Linked DNA regions of Mus musculus: all the other regions are linked to region 2. Evidence: chromatin contacts called from ENCODE Hi-C or POLR2A ChIA-PET data. All regions are on one chromosome and are shown on one strand. The core of a region is the stretch at or near the end of the contact, and the rest is flanking DNA. Distances in the headings are between cores, read along the strand shown.

Region 1 (3,051 bases), core at 291-2,790, 120 kb after region 2:
CCTTCCAACTGTGAGTTGCCATGTGGGGGCTGGGAATTGAACCCAGGTCCTCTGGGAAAGGAGTCAGTGCTCTTAACTGTTTGATCCATTCATTTAACCCAAGCTTTGGCCATTTAAAAATAAGTGGTTTTCCTGACCATTACATATTCTGTGTGGCATTAAATTCTGTCATTCTTACAATACTGTACTTGTTGGAAGCCCTGGGCACATACAGCCCTATTCTATTCTTATAACAACCTTGAGATATAGGTACAACCCAAATTCAAGGACTGCATGGGTCAAACCACATTCCTACGGTCACACTGCTGGTAAATGATGGAGCAGGGAGTTTGACAGGGACAGAGGGGAACTGGGGGAAATTTTATCGGTATCTTTTCTAAAGCCCTCATCGGTAGTAAGTGAATAGCTTCGAGGCAGGAGCCAGCATCTGCTGATTTCATCCCAGCTTTAACCAGCTACGGAGCTGTGCCTCGCCCCACCCCCACCCCTCTCAAAACTGAATATTTAATATAAAGAATTGTTTGCGCAGATGTTGGAAGACCCAAAGAGTCAAATCTGCAAAGCTTAATAACCAGCGTAATGGATACAGCAAGAGGCCATGAGAATAACAGACAGGGAAGAGTCAGGTTGCCAGAACTCAGGGAGGTCCTGCGGGGTAGAAGATCAGGCCCTCAAGGGAAAGTATTGTGCATCTGGTGATTCAGGGTGGCGCGGAGGGGGCGGGCAGTCACCTGTGCACCAGCATCTTCTGAGAGAATGGAATCTGGGAACTTTGGTTCAGTCTGCTCATCGTGCCTGGCCTTGGTGACGCTGTTGGCACACATGGGAAAATGCTTTGCAAAATCCCCACACACCAGGGAGAAGAGGTAACGCATTCTTAGGATTCACCACAACAGTGCCGTATCCACACCCGCATCTTCCCGCATTTCACACAACTCAAGCTCTGTCTGTGTGCTTGCTGTTTTCTGGTATGTCTGCTTTCAAATGTCCCCAGGGGGCCCAGTAAAAAGGTTGGGGAGCCTTTGTAGCATGCCACAGGCGTCCTTGTTGGGGCTAGCCTCTCCTACCTATTAGTTGTATCATTATCATCACGATCATCTTTTATGTAGCCCAGGCTAGCTTCGAACTTGCTATGTAGCTGAGGATGGCCCTGTACTCCAGATCCTTCTGCTTCTGCCTTGTGAGTGCTGGGACCACAGATGTGCACCACCATGCCTACATGCCCAGTAGTCTTGAGGAGGCAGATCAACAAGGTGGGGTCATGAAGCTTGTGAAGGGGGACTGTCACCTCTGCCACAGTGGTTTGCAAAGCTCGGTCCAGAGCTTCTGCTCAGCCCCGCTTTCTCCCTTCCCAAGATCCCTCTCTCCTTTGCCCTTCACATTGGTGTTGCTGTAATTGTACCTCAGGAAATAACCCTGAGGCATCCGCCGTATCGGAGCCCCCAACTGGATCTGAGCCACTTCAGCCACTCTCTCCTCACAGTCCGAAAGCACCGTTAAACAGGAAGTTAGGGCGCTTTGGTGTTGTGACTGCCTGTGGACTGTGCAGTGCCTGGAGGGCGGAGGATTTGTTTAGCATCCCTCTCCTGCCATCTGGTGGATGGATAAGAGGATTATGAACAGACCCGGCAGGCAGGACACCTAAGAGAAAAGAGTGTTTTCAGGGGGGGAAAGAGGAAAGCAGCAAATGGAATGCCACTCTGCGCTGAGGCCTAATCCTAGGCAGCATGCCCTCCCTCGCTCGCTCACTTCAGCTACCTAATCAACGTTGCAGAGAAAGCTGCATGACTTTTGGCGTCTGCAAGAAGAGTGTCACCATCCTCCAGCTATGTCACCAGCTGTAAATGCCCTCAGAGGCTGGCTGGCTTCACAGAGCAGGCTTTTCTCTTCACTTAGGACGAAGCCTTAAATGGAAGATTCTAGACATGAACATTGTCTGATTGTGCCTTATTCTGATATTATGATGAATTTGGCTCTGTCCCGCTCTATCCCACTCAGGACAAGAACCGCCCATTGGTCCAGTGTCTCTGTGTACATGTGCTAATAGCCATCCCTGTTGTCGGTATGACTGCCATGGTCTCACACGCTGGTGTTCAAGTTGCCTATATTTTACTCAATAATGTCTTCAAAGTGCAACACTAGGGATGCTGGCAATTTTGCCATAGTCTATCTTACTGTTGTTGGTAATCTCTTCCTGGGTCTAGTATGTTAAAGTAAATGGTATGCGGAGTGTGTGTAGAAAAAGCAGAGTGTACATAAGGTTTGCTACTATCTATCTTCTGTTTTGAACACCCACTGTGGGTCTTGGAAGATAGCCCTCTCAGATGAGGGGGACAACTGCATTCACAAAGAATGGGTTCTTGCTAGCTTGTGACATCATAGACAAGGTGGCTGCAAGACTCACTCTGGAGCCAGGTGGTGGGGATACACACCTTTAATCCCAGCACTCAGGAGGCAGAGGCAGGTGGATCTCTGTGAGCTGCAGGCCAGCCTGGCCTACAGAGTCAGTTCCAGGGCAGCCAGGGCTACACAGGGAAACCCTGCCTGGGAACAAAAAACAAGACAAAACAACCAACCAAAAAAAAAAAAAAAAAAAAAAAAGACTCACTCTGAAGACGCTTCCTGTGTTCTGTGTAGCTTGGGAGGGAAGACCTATGGGTCACGTAGTTTCAGAGGTGCTCAGCTCTCTCTCTGCTGCTTCTGGGCCTGCGGTAAGTGTTGCAGGAACTTCCCCCAGGGAGACATAAACAAATGTTTTTGTTTTTGTTTTTGTTTTTGACCCCAGACAAAGCACCAATGACCAATCAAAGAGATGTGTCTGTTCAGGTCTGCCTTGGTGAATCAGTGAGTTTATTTGGCGTGTAGAACCAAGGGTGAAGAGTTACTCAGAGGAGTGTGGGTTAGCCATATTACAGAAACATCCTGTCCCATCATGGATAATGACTCCCACAGTTACATACTCAGACTCCCCTTCAGTTAACCCTCCACTCTCTGTGTACACTAACACGTCCTAAGACTGGCACAGCCGGGAGCAGGTGCAGCTGGGAGCGG
Region 2 (3,565 bases), core at 853-3,352:
TGATCTACATGAGACCCTATTTCAATAAATAAGTCTTTTCCTTTTCCTTCCTTTCTTCCTTATTTTTGTGTTTGAGGCAGGATGTATTCCTGGCTATCCTCGAGCTCAGAGATCCCCTTCCTCTGCCTCCCTAGTTCTGGATTAAAGGCATGTGTCACTGTGTCACTGCTGTCCAGTCAATACATATTTCTCACACGCATTTAGTTTCCACACTCTGGAGGCAGGAGGCAGAGGCAGGGGGGATCTCTGAGATGGGAGGCCAGCCTGGTCTACAGAGCAATACACATACACACACACACAGGTGTATTCATGTGTTTTAGGGCCTAAAGATGACACAATTTTTTTTTCTATTGTGAACAAAAATGGAAAACAGTTCCTTTTTAATTGGAGAAACATTGTTGAACTAACTCAATAAACTTCTAATCTCAAAATTTATACTGTCTTTTTTTTTTTTTAAATCTGTTTATAGAGGGCTGGAGCAGTTAAGAGCACTAGCTGCTCGATTCCCAAGCAGCCACACAAGTACTCAGCAGTCTGTATAGTTCTAGGGTATCTGGTACCCTCCTGAGCTCCTCAGGTACCAGATACACAGGTACTATATAGACATACATACAAGGAAAACACTCAGATATAAAATACTTTTTAAAAAAATCTGTTTACATCATGCTGGGCACGATGGTCCGTGTCTTTAATTCCAACACTCGGAAGACAGAACCAAGAGAATCTCTTGTGAGCTCTTGATTTACATAGTCATCCCAGGCCAACCAGGGCTACAGAGTGATGGCCAGTCTCCAAGGGGTGGGGCTAGGGGTGAACACAGCACAAGCAACAAAAACTATGCTACGGAAAAAAAAATCTATCTTGTCCAGATGCCATTCTTTTGAAATATTATTACTGGGTTGAAGTCACCAAACGATCTACTTTGAAAACAAAACAAACTAGGAAGCAATAACCCGTCTGGCAATTGCTGGAACTTACCCCAATGAAGTCATCGCATCAATCATAAGATCAGCACTCTGGCTGAGTCTGTGCCTCAAAATGTCTGACTCAGACATACTCTGCTTGTTGAAACAAGGTCCGACTCATGCTTCCTAATAAAAATAAAATACTATGCAAAGGAGACATTTTCTGAATTTCAATTCACTTCAAATAAAATTCTACCTGCTCTTTATTCTAGAAAGCAGACTTTGGGCTGGGGAATCAAACTGGAGCTTTTGGTTCATGCTAGGCAAACCAGCTATGTTCCTAACGTTTCCTTCAGTAATATGGTAATAACTCGTAAACCTTTACAGAGTGAAGTTTAATCTGTTAGCGTAGCTAGACTTCTTACTGTACGGAAGCCGGTAGCCTATGCAAACAAAACTGTTTACATGGCCATCCTCGTGACTCCGCATGACAAAGCAATCCGAGCAGTTCTGCTCCTTCCTTGTTGATCTCGATGAGGGAAAAGCAACCACACCCAAAACCTCAGAACCTAGTCCTGAGGTTGAGGTTCTAGGATTAACGGGCCCCTTCCCTTCCTTTGCACAATAGACATCCCAATGGGAGAGGTGGGTGAACCCCGGGTACTGAGTCTAATAGGCATTTCTCCTCTTTCCTTCCTTTGTTTGTAGATTGCTGGGGAGGGAGAGAATCTGTAAGTCCGGCCGGGCTCTGGGCTGGGTCTCTGGCTAAATCCTCAGCTTCCAGCCCGGCAGCCACCCCACTCCCACCCACATCTGGGCCCGTGGGCGGCTAAGCCACAAGACAAAACAACTAAAAACACTGGCTACGGAAGCATCAATGCTCATACTGGAGGGGGCCTGGGCGAAGCTAGAGTCCAGCCAGGGGGAGCAGGGTGAGGTCGCAATTCACCCTGTGGCGTAAAGCCGCCGAGCGATGGGTGCGAGAGAACCACGGGGAACTCGGGACGCGGGGTTCCGGACGCGGGAAGAGAAGACGCCCCTCCCCCACCTCAAGCAGGAAACATCAGTATTTCGCTAAGGCGAGCGCCCGCACATGCGCACTCGGTTACTTAGCAACGTCGACGTTAAACTGCCCGAGAACCGAGCCCAGCAACAATCGAGCGGCCCGCGACCTCCACCAATCAGCGTCGGCCTCATCTTTGACTCCTCACCAATCAGCGCTGGCGCCGCAAGGAGGTTTCCAGAGCTTTCGAGGGAGGGCCCTTTAACTTGGATTCATCCGCGTGATGATTTTTTCAATTTTTTGCACGAGAGGAGACGAGACGCCGGGAATACAGTGTCTCTCGTTTGGTAGTACTCTTTTCTTTGGTTCTGAAGAATCGGGAGCTCGGCAAAAACGCCTAATTGGTCTGGGGGAGGTGGGGGCCCGCGGAACTACTTTCGGTGGCGCAGGAAGACAACAGCTACGTAGGAGTGAGCAGTCACGCAACAGACGCTGCATAAATAGCGGCTCGCGCGGCCACTGAGCTCAGTGACGAGAGGCTTTGTCCGGTTCGGCGGTCTTTCTGTGAGGGTGTTTCGACGCGCTGGGCGGTTTGTGCTTTCATCACATTTGTTAACAGGTATTTGTCTACGGCGTTTGAATCATGGGAGGATTTAGAGAGGGGGCTTACGTGGTGCTAAGCGGGCCTTTTTTTTCTTGGGGTGGGGGAGGGGAGCGAGGTGACGTGACGCGGCAACGGGCCTTCCGGGAAGAGTGGGCCTTGGTCGCGTGCGCGGAGCGGGGGCGGCCCTGGCGCGCGCGCCAGGGAGCTTAACGGACGCTTAACCGATGGAGAGTCCATCGTGGTTATTTCAGTGGGGGGAGGCAGAAAAGAGGTACTTCTCACTCGGGCATTGTTTATTACTTGAATTTTTATCGATGGCTTCTGGTCTGGATATTTTTTATTTTCAATTTATCATGTCTATTGTTAGCGAACTTGGATGCCCCGCAGTTGATGAATGTTCCAAATGCCAGTTTAGTGTTTTGGAAAGGTTTAGCAGTTTGAAACCATGACAAAACAGGTTTTATGTTATGACAAAAAGGGGAGGAGTTTTGAGTAGAAGTATTTTGTAGGGAATCGAAGATTTTAGTAGGCTTTTAAATTTTTACCTTTTAAATTCAAGGTCAAAATGCAGATCTTCGTGAAGACCCTGACCGGCAAGACCATCACCCTAGAGGTGGAGCCCAGTGACACCATCGAGAACGTGAAGGCCAAGATCCAGGATAAAGAGGGCATCCCCCCTGACCAGCAGAGGCTGATCTTTGCCGGCAAGCAGCTGGAAGATGGCCGCACCCTCTCTGATTACAACATCCAGAAGGAGTCAACCCTGCACCTGGTCCTTCGCCTGAGAGGTGGCATGCAGATCTTCGTGAAGACCCTGACCGGCAAGACCATCACCCTGGAGGTGGAGCCCAGTGACACCATCGAGAACGTGAAGGCCAAGATCCAGGATAAAGAGGGCATCCCCCCTGACCAGCAGAGGCTGATCTTTGCCGGCAAGCAGCTGGAAGATGGCCGCACCCTCTCTGATTACAACATCCAGAAAGAGTCAACCCTGCACCTGGTCCTCCGTCTGAGGGGTGGCATGCAGATCTTCGTGAAGACCCTGACTGGCAA
Region 3 (3,438 bases), core at 719-3,218, 97 kb after region 2:
GCGATGTGTAATTTTACTGGATACCCCTAACATCAGCCTCCTCCCTGAGACCCTCGGCTCCCTCCAGTGGGCTCCTAACTGGTGCTTGCCAATGTTGCCTTAATTTTCTCCCCTACCCCTCAATAAGGGCTTGTCAGTTTCTTCCTTGCTTTGGTGTTCTTCAGGGCTGGGGAAGCTGCATGTGATTGGTACAACCCTCTTACTGCCTATTGCACAGACAGCTAATGACGGTCTGGAAAATCCATTTTTGCATGTGAAAGTGACAGAATTACCATGGAGGCCATACAAGGTTGGCTTTTGATTTTCAAAAGACAGAGAAATACACACCACTAAAGTTACATGGTGTAAAATGCTATCTTTCTTTGATGATTCAACCCAGAGAAGGTATCTGAGGGTACAGCAGCCTCTAGAGAATCACTGTGGCTGTTGTCAGGAAAACTAGAGGCAAAGGTGGAAGGCTTACACCTCCCCAAGTCCTCAAGTCTCTACTTCTCTTTCTTTTGCAGTGCACACACCTTAGGAACAAACTCCAGAGAAACATTATAGGGTGTGAGGGAAGCCATGGTTCAGAATCCAGGGAGATGTGGATCCAATTAGATCCTGGAAGCTCCTCCCAGGAAGTTGTCCCTACAGCTTCTTCTATCAGTAATGGGAAAACCTCACAAAGGTCAGCTGAGGTTTCCCCTCCCCCATTTTCAGCACACTGTTTATCTACAGGGGTCCTCCAAGAATATAAGGTCTGCACAAAAATATAACGTCTGTGCGAGTCCGTGACACAAAGCCAGACCAAACCGATCTGATCACTGTTCCACCGAGCACCTATGCACCCTCCTGCCTCTGCCACTCAGCAAGACCCTATAGTACAGGCTACCACTTTCCCCGGAAGAAAATGAGAAAGGAAAACAAAAAAACGAGAGGTGGGTGAGGCACCAGCCCTTCAATAGAGGGGACTATTGAAGGGGACTATTGGTCAGATGTGTAGTATGCCCCTTAGTCAGTGAATCAGGACCAGGCTGAGAGAGTACAGTACAGTTCCTGCTGGCCAAGAAACCAAGCCTAGCTTCATTCTGACCAAGACTTCTGCCGGGGTCTCACTGCAAGGACCAGCCAAAGTTAGGGGAGATGAAACCACAAGACACAATATTGGTTGCAAACGATCTAGGGGCTGAAATCTTACTGGTCCTAGGGACATACCTCAGAAGCTGGCTTAAACAGATAACTGCGCATTCCCTGGGGACCCTTGCAAGAGGGTGATAGGTTGTGAGCAGAGAGGAAGAAAACTCTGGCCCAGACCAGGCATTCCTCTCTGTATCCTCTCTCATCAACTATCCCTGGGGACTTGTGGAGGAGAGGAGCAGGGACAATGGTCCAACAGGTCCCCTTTACCTACCTGGACAGGTCAGCCTTCCTCACCCTAGCCTGAGGCCCCAAATTCAGCAGGAAACACAGAGGCACCTGCTGACACACCGCTCCATCCCCGCGAAACGGGGACCCTGGGCGGTGCCTCCCGGCGCTCTCCTGTCACCCCCCTCGTAGGGGCGGGGCGCTCCGGGAGCCGCCGCGCCCCCCATGCCCCCTCCCCGCGCTCACCTGGCGCAGGTGCTGCAGCAGCGTCCCCGCCTCCTCCCGCCGGCCCTGGCGCACCATCCGCAGCAGCTCCTGGACCATGCCGACGCGCCGGTGATAGGGGGGTAGCCCACTGCCCGCGCGCCCCGCCTTGTCCCCGGCGCGCAGCAGCAGCGACGCCCAGAAGTCGGGTCGTTCGCGGCGGGGGCCGGGCGCCGCGCCGGGGCTGGCTCTCTCCGCCAGGCTGCCCTTGGTCTGCCGAGTGCCCATGCCGCCGCCCGCCTGGGGCTGCGCGCGCCGGGCTAAGGCCGCGTCCCCCGCCGGCTTCGCGCCTCCCCGGCCGCAACTTTGGGGGAACTGTTGCGCGCGGGAGGCGCGGGCGCGGGGCGGGGGCGGGGGCGGCTGCGGCCCGCACTCCCCTCGCTCCTCCCTCCTCGCTGCCCCGGCGCGCTCTCCCGGCGCTCGCCGCCAGCCCGTCCCGGCGCTCGCCGCCAGCCCGTCGGCCCCGCCCCGCCCCGCCGGCCGCCCCGCCCCCGCGCCGCCGCGTGTCTCCCTCCCTCTCCGGCGCCCGCTCCTTCCCGCCGCGCGGCTCTGGGCTAGGGGTGCCCGGCGCCCCCGCCCTGCTTTGTCCCTGGTGCAGCGCCCCCTGCCGGACACTGTGCTGCGCCTCTTGGGGCCCGCGGCTTCCTGGCAAAGGTCAGTGAGTTCCCCGATGCTTTCCTGACTGCGCGCCTAGGTGAGGCCCAGGGATTACGGTGGTGGGAGGAGGTCGGGGCGCCGAGCGAGGGAGAGAAACTTCGGAACTTGGAGGTCCTGTTCGCCGCAGAGTCTAGATTCTCAAGAGTGGGCTCTGCAGAGAATCAGTATCTCAGATTGTCCGAGGTGCTGGTTTAAAGCGTAGTATCTCAGGCCTGGCTCAATGCCCACTGAGCAAGCCTCTTCTCCGGGCCTGGAAATGTGCATTTAGCTAGCATCTTGGGTGGTTCCGATGCTCGTTTCTTGGAGCCCCAGTGGCTTTCAGGTAGGTGATGGTAGTTGGTGCACGGACACAGATCTGGATACTCTAGTTTTGTGAACTCTGCATTCTTTTCTCCCTCCGACACTGCTGAGAGGAGACCTTTAAGTCTTCCTGCTACTACTTCAAAGCGGAAATGTGGCTTCTGGTTAGACATTCCTTGTTGCCTTCTTCTCGGGTTTCTTCTACCAACCCCCTGGGAACCCATGGTGCTTGGATAAGGTATTTTGGAGGCCCATGTGCCCTGTTCTTAGCTGTAGGAGGGGCAGCAGTTTTATTTGTATTTATTTATTTATTTTTTCTTTCTTAAGGTCGCTAGTATTGCTCTAGGCCAGAGGGCTGGAGTCCACCACCTGCTGCTGATACGTATCAGAAAAGCCTTGGGCTTCCAGATCCCTGGCTCCTTCTGGAAGGTTAGGATAGTAACACAGTAACATTTATGTCAAGAGTTGGAAGGTGAAGACTGTGTGTGTGTATTTCTGTGTCTGTTTACCCTGGTGCTTTTTTGTTTAACAAAGTTTCTCCCTGGCGTGGAACTCCCCAAGCAGGCTAGTTTGCCTGGCCAATGAACTCCACAAATCCACCTATTTTCCACCTTACTAATTTAGGATTGTTAGGTGAGTACGACCACACGACTTTTTCTTTTCTTTTTTAAAGATTTATTTATTATATGTAAGTACACTGTAGCTGTCTTCAGACACACCAAAAGAGGGCATCAGATCTCATTACGGATGGTTGTGAGCCACCATGTGGTTGCCGGGATTTGAACTCAGGACCTTCAGAAGAGCAGTCAATGCTCCTCCCCACTGAGCCAGCTCACCAGTCCTTTTTTTTTTTTTTTTTTTAAGGTAGATCAC
Region 4 (3,556 bases), core at 223-2,722, 110 kb before region 2:
TGGTCATGGTGTTTTCTCTCAGCAACAGAAGCCCTAACTAAGACAGAGTTCTTCCTTTCCTTGTTTTGTTTATTTTTCAGACAGAATCTGTCTATGTAGTCCAGAGTGGCCTTGAACCTGAAATACACCTACCTGCTTTCATTTGCTGAGGTCTAGGGTTACAAGGTACCACTGTACCCAACATTCCTTTTCTATTTTTCTTTAAATCTTTTACATTGCTAGCCTTTGTCCATCAAGCTGGCAGTTTCACTTAGGATTTCATTTTTCAAAAGGTTGTTACTTATAGAAATTTTTTCGGGCTGGAGAGATGGTTCAGAGGTTAAGAACACTGGGTGCTCTTCCTGAGGTTCTGGGTTCAATCCCTAGCAACCACATGGTAGCTCATAACCATTTATAACGAGATCTGATGCCCTCTTCTGGCCTACAAGCATGCATATAGGCAGAATGCTGTATACATAATAAATAAATCTTAAAAAAAAAAAGAAAAAGACATTTTTCACATTCCTACCATCAAATCTATCACTGAAGTAGAGACGTTTATTCTAAAACTAAGGATAGGCTAAATTATCTAGCCAACTTCAAATTCAACCAGAACATGGAATACAAATATGGTTGTTAGCCTAGAAACTGCAGACAACTTACTCTTACTTATAAATAATTCTAACAATTGAAATCAGAGAGATGGGGCTAGTGAGATGGCTCAGCAGATGATGGCACTTATAGCCAAGCCTGACAATCTGAGATCAATCCCTGGAACCTATATGTTAGCAAGTTCTCAGACCTCTACATGTCTGCTAGAGCATCTGCACACACAAAATAAGTAAATGTAAAAAGAAAACTTAAGAGCAACATTCACTATCTGAAATGTAGCAGAAAACCACAGTTAGAAGACAGATAACTAATTCTCTAACTTTGGATCCTCATTGATAAATAGATAGACGGCTCTGTGCCTGTGTCTGTGTGTGTATATTAACATACAATATCTGGAGACAGGTATATATTAAATATGCACATATGTATATTTTTAGATGGAGTCTCATTTATCCCTGGCTGGGTTCAAATTTACTACACAACCAAATGGGGCCTTGAACTCCCAACTTCCAGCCTCTGATCCTCAAATGCTAGAATTATAGGAATGTTCCACGATGCCCAGCTATGAATGGTTTTTGCCATTAAAAAAAAAAAGTAACAAACACATTCTGTTACTAGTCAATAAATCTAATACATGGGAAAGGTAAAAACACAACACACACACACACACACACACATCTTGACAGCCATTATTTATGCCTTACCTGCTGGTGTCGGGTACTGGGAAAGGTATACTGGACAGAATGTGAAGGATAACGACTTTGCTCTGTGCTGAAAGCTCCTTGGTTGGGAGGGTAACCTGAACTTGACATTATCAGTAAAGACGTCCTCACTGGGCTGTGAGATCAAGTCCAACAAACAACCATGTTTCTAGGAAGCAACCTACATAGAACAGAAAAAGAGAATTCTTAAGTACTAAAAACGTGAAATGTCCTTCTAATAAATTATAACTGCAGCTATACAAACAAAACCACAATTTCCAGGCAAAGCTCCTCAAATATTTACTTGAAAGAGGTTATTAATGTTTGATAAGGAAAGCTGGAGATACGGCTCTGTAGTTAAGAACATTGACTGCTCTTGCAGAAGATGGGGGTTCAATTCCCAGCACCACATAGCAGCTCACAACTGTCTATACCTCAAGTTCCAGTGGATCAGACTCTCTCACACAGATATATATGTAGATCAAACACCAAATATACTTAAAAATGCAGTATAAAGTTTGAAACAATGTATCTTTTACTCTACACAGACTACGGTAGATACACAGAAGACACTGTAGCCCCTAGGACAGTGCAGGAACAGCTCTGACTTTTGTCTTGTCTTTCCAGGGGCAGTGCCCATGCACAGCACTGGCCTTTCCTTGTCCTTATTTAAAAGCCCTCCTTTAATGAATTCAGGCTAAGTAGATTTTTACTAAAATCTTGGTAACAACCCAAATGCCATGTCTATCAACTGATGATACAATAACAATGGTATGGAGTAGAGGGTATTGTTTCCTAACCATGTAAAACATATGAAACTATAAAATAGCATTAAATACACTCACACTCTTATATGTGATTTGTGTATACTATTTCTATTTTAACATTCTACATTTTAATGTCTCCATAATAAATATTTAAGAGAAAAGGTAAAATACCTTGTTTCCTACACACTTCTATAAACCTATACTGTTCTAACAGCTGGCACAGAATGACCAAGGCATGCTTCCTTACTGTGAGAGGACACAAGACAATAAAGAACAATCACCGGAGAGTGAAAAATAGTATTATATTTATAATAAAGCATGTATATAAGATAGTAAACAGGTGAGCAGGATGAGCAGGGTGATCTTAGAAAGCCAGTCTCAGCTAGTATGTCCCATGTCCTAGTTTCTGAAACAGCTCCAGTATGCATGATGGAATTACACAAAGCAAACCTACCAAAGTCAAAGAGACTGAAGGAGACAGAGAGAGGGTGGTACAGAACTGAGGCCAGGAGAAAAGAGTGACCAAGTGGGTTTGGTAGGTTGTCTGAAAGTTAAGAGCCCTTTCTCATATACACACACACATATATACTAAATATTAATTACATCCATCTTTATGTGGCATCTTTGTGTTCTGGAATGCCTGTTACAAGTTTTTAAAGATTTTCTCCATTCCTACATTTAAAAAATATTAGACTTCAAGGGGTTTTTTTGTTTGTTTTTTTCGAGACAGGGTTTCTCTGTGTAGCCCTGGCTGTCCTGAAACTCACTCTGTAGACTAGACTGGCCTCGAACTCAGAAATTCGCCTGCCTCTGCCTCCCAAGTGCTGGGAGTAAAGGCGTGCGCCACCACGCCCAGCTAACATCTATCTTCTTAAACACTCACAGGTTTTCTGGTACAAAAAGAGCATAACTGTTTTTCTTTCTTTCTTATTATTATTTTATTACTTTATTTATTTACATTTCAAATGTTGCCCCCCTTCCCTGTACCCCTCCCACTCCATTCACCCTCCCCTTTGTCTCTGAGAGGATGCGACGCTACCCACCTACTCACCCCTCCTCACATCCTTCCCTTCTCCTCCCCCAGCAACCCCCTTCCCTGGGGCATCAAGTCTCTACAGGATTAGGTTCATCCTTTCCCTTTCCCTGACAAGGCAGTCCTCTGCTTCATATGTGAAGGCCACGGACCAGCCCATGTATGCTCTTTGGTTGGTGGCTTAGTCTCTGGGAGCTCCCAGGGGTCCAGGTTAGTTGACACTGTTGTTCTTCCTATGGGATTGCAATCCCCTTCCCCTAACTCTTCCATAGGGTCCCCAACCTCAGTGCAGTGGTTGGCTGTGAGCATCTGCATCTGTCTCAGTCAGCTGCTGGTAGAACCTCTCAGAGGACAGCCATGCTAGGCTCCTGTCTACAAGTACAACATGGCATCAGTAATAGTTTCGGAGTTTGGTGCCTGTGCATGGGATGGATCCCAAGGTAGGCCAGTCACTGGATGGCCTT

What was found. A loop is a pair of places that touch in the nucleus more often than their neighbours do. ChIA-PET counts read pairs that join two places held with the same protein, here RNA polymerase II (POLR2A).
Region 1: POLR2A ChIA-PET joins it to region 2 with 11 read pairs in embryonic stem cell. The contact joins the enhancer-like site here to the promoter of Ubb in region 2. POLR2A ChIA-PET finds 5 or more read pairs at or near these places in 4 of 5 experiments (Patski and embryonic stem cell).
Region 3: a loop to region 2 is called in a map of heart, with 2.2 times the contacts of the local background. The contact joins the promoter of Lrrc75a here to the promoter of Ubb in region 2. A Hi-C loop is called at or near these places in 1 of 37 maps with a recorded cell type or tissue (heart). POLR2A ChIA-PET finds 5 or more read pairs at or near these places in 4 of 5 experiments (Patski and embryonic stem cell).
Region 4: POLR2A ChIA-PET joins it to region 2 with 14 read pairs in embryonic stem cell. The contact joins the promoter of Ncor1 here to the promoter of Ubb in region 2. POLR2A ChIA-PET finds 5 or more read pairs at or near these places in 5 of 5 experiments (Patski and embryonic stem cell).

Annotation. Positions count from the first base shown.
Region 1 is chr11:62,674,376-62,677,426 of GRCm38, forward strand. No RefSeq gene overlaps it. Among named protein-coding and RNA genes, the nearest start is that of Mmgt2, 27 kb to the left of the region's middle. Within about 2 kb of position 1,541, at least 1 of the 3 ENCODE cell types and tissues checked has a DNase peak (open chromatin) inside an H3K27ac peak, as active enhancers do.
Region 2 is chr11:62,549,069-62,552,633 of GRCm38, forward strand. Ubb (ubiquitin B) reads left to right here and starts at 2,103. Exons shown (of 2, transcript NM_011664.4): 1 at 2,103-2,527; 2 at 3,072-3,565. The coding sequence starts at 3,078.
Region 3 is chr11:62,646,555-62,649,992 of GRCm38, forward strand. It overlaps Lrrc75a (leucine rich repeat containing 75A), which reads right to left and starts at 1,969. Exons shown (of 4, transcript NM_198861.1): 1 at 1,591-1,969. The coding sequence starts at 1,836. Mmgt2 (membrane magnesium transporter 2) reads left to right here and starts at 2,110. Exons shown (of 2, transcript NM_175002.2): 1 at 2,110-2,302.
Region 4 is chr11:62,437,043-62,440,598 of GRCm38, forward strand. Ncor1 (nuclear receptor co-repressor 1) reads right to left here and starts at 1,473. Exons shown (of 45, transcript NM_001252313.1): 1 at 1,296-1,473. The coding sequence starts at 1,403.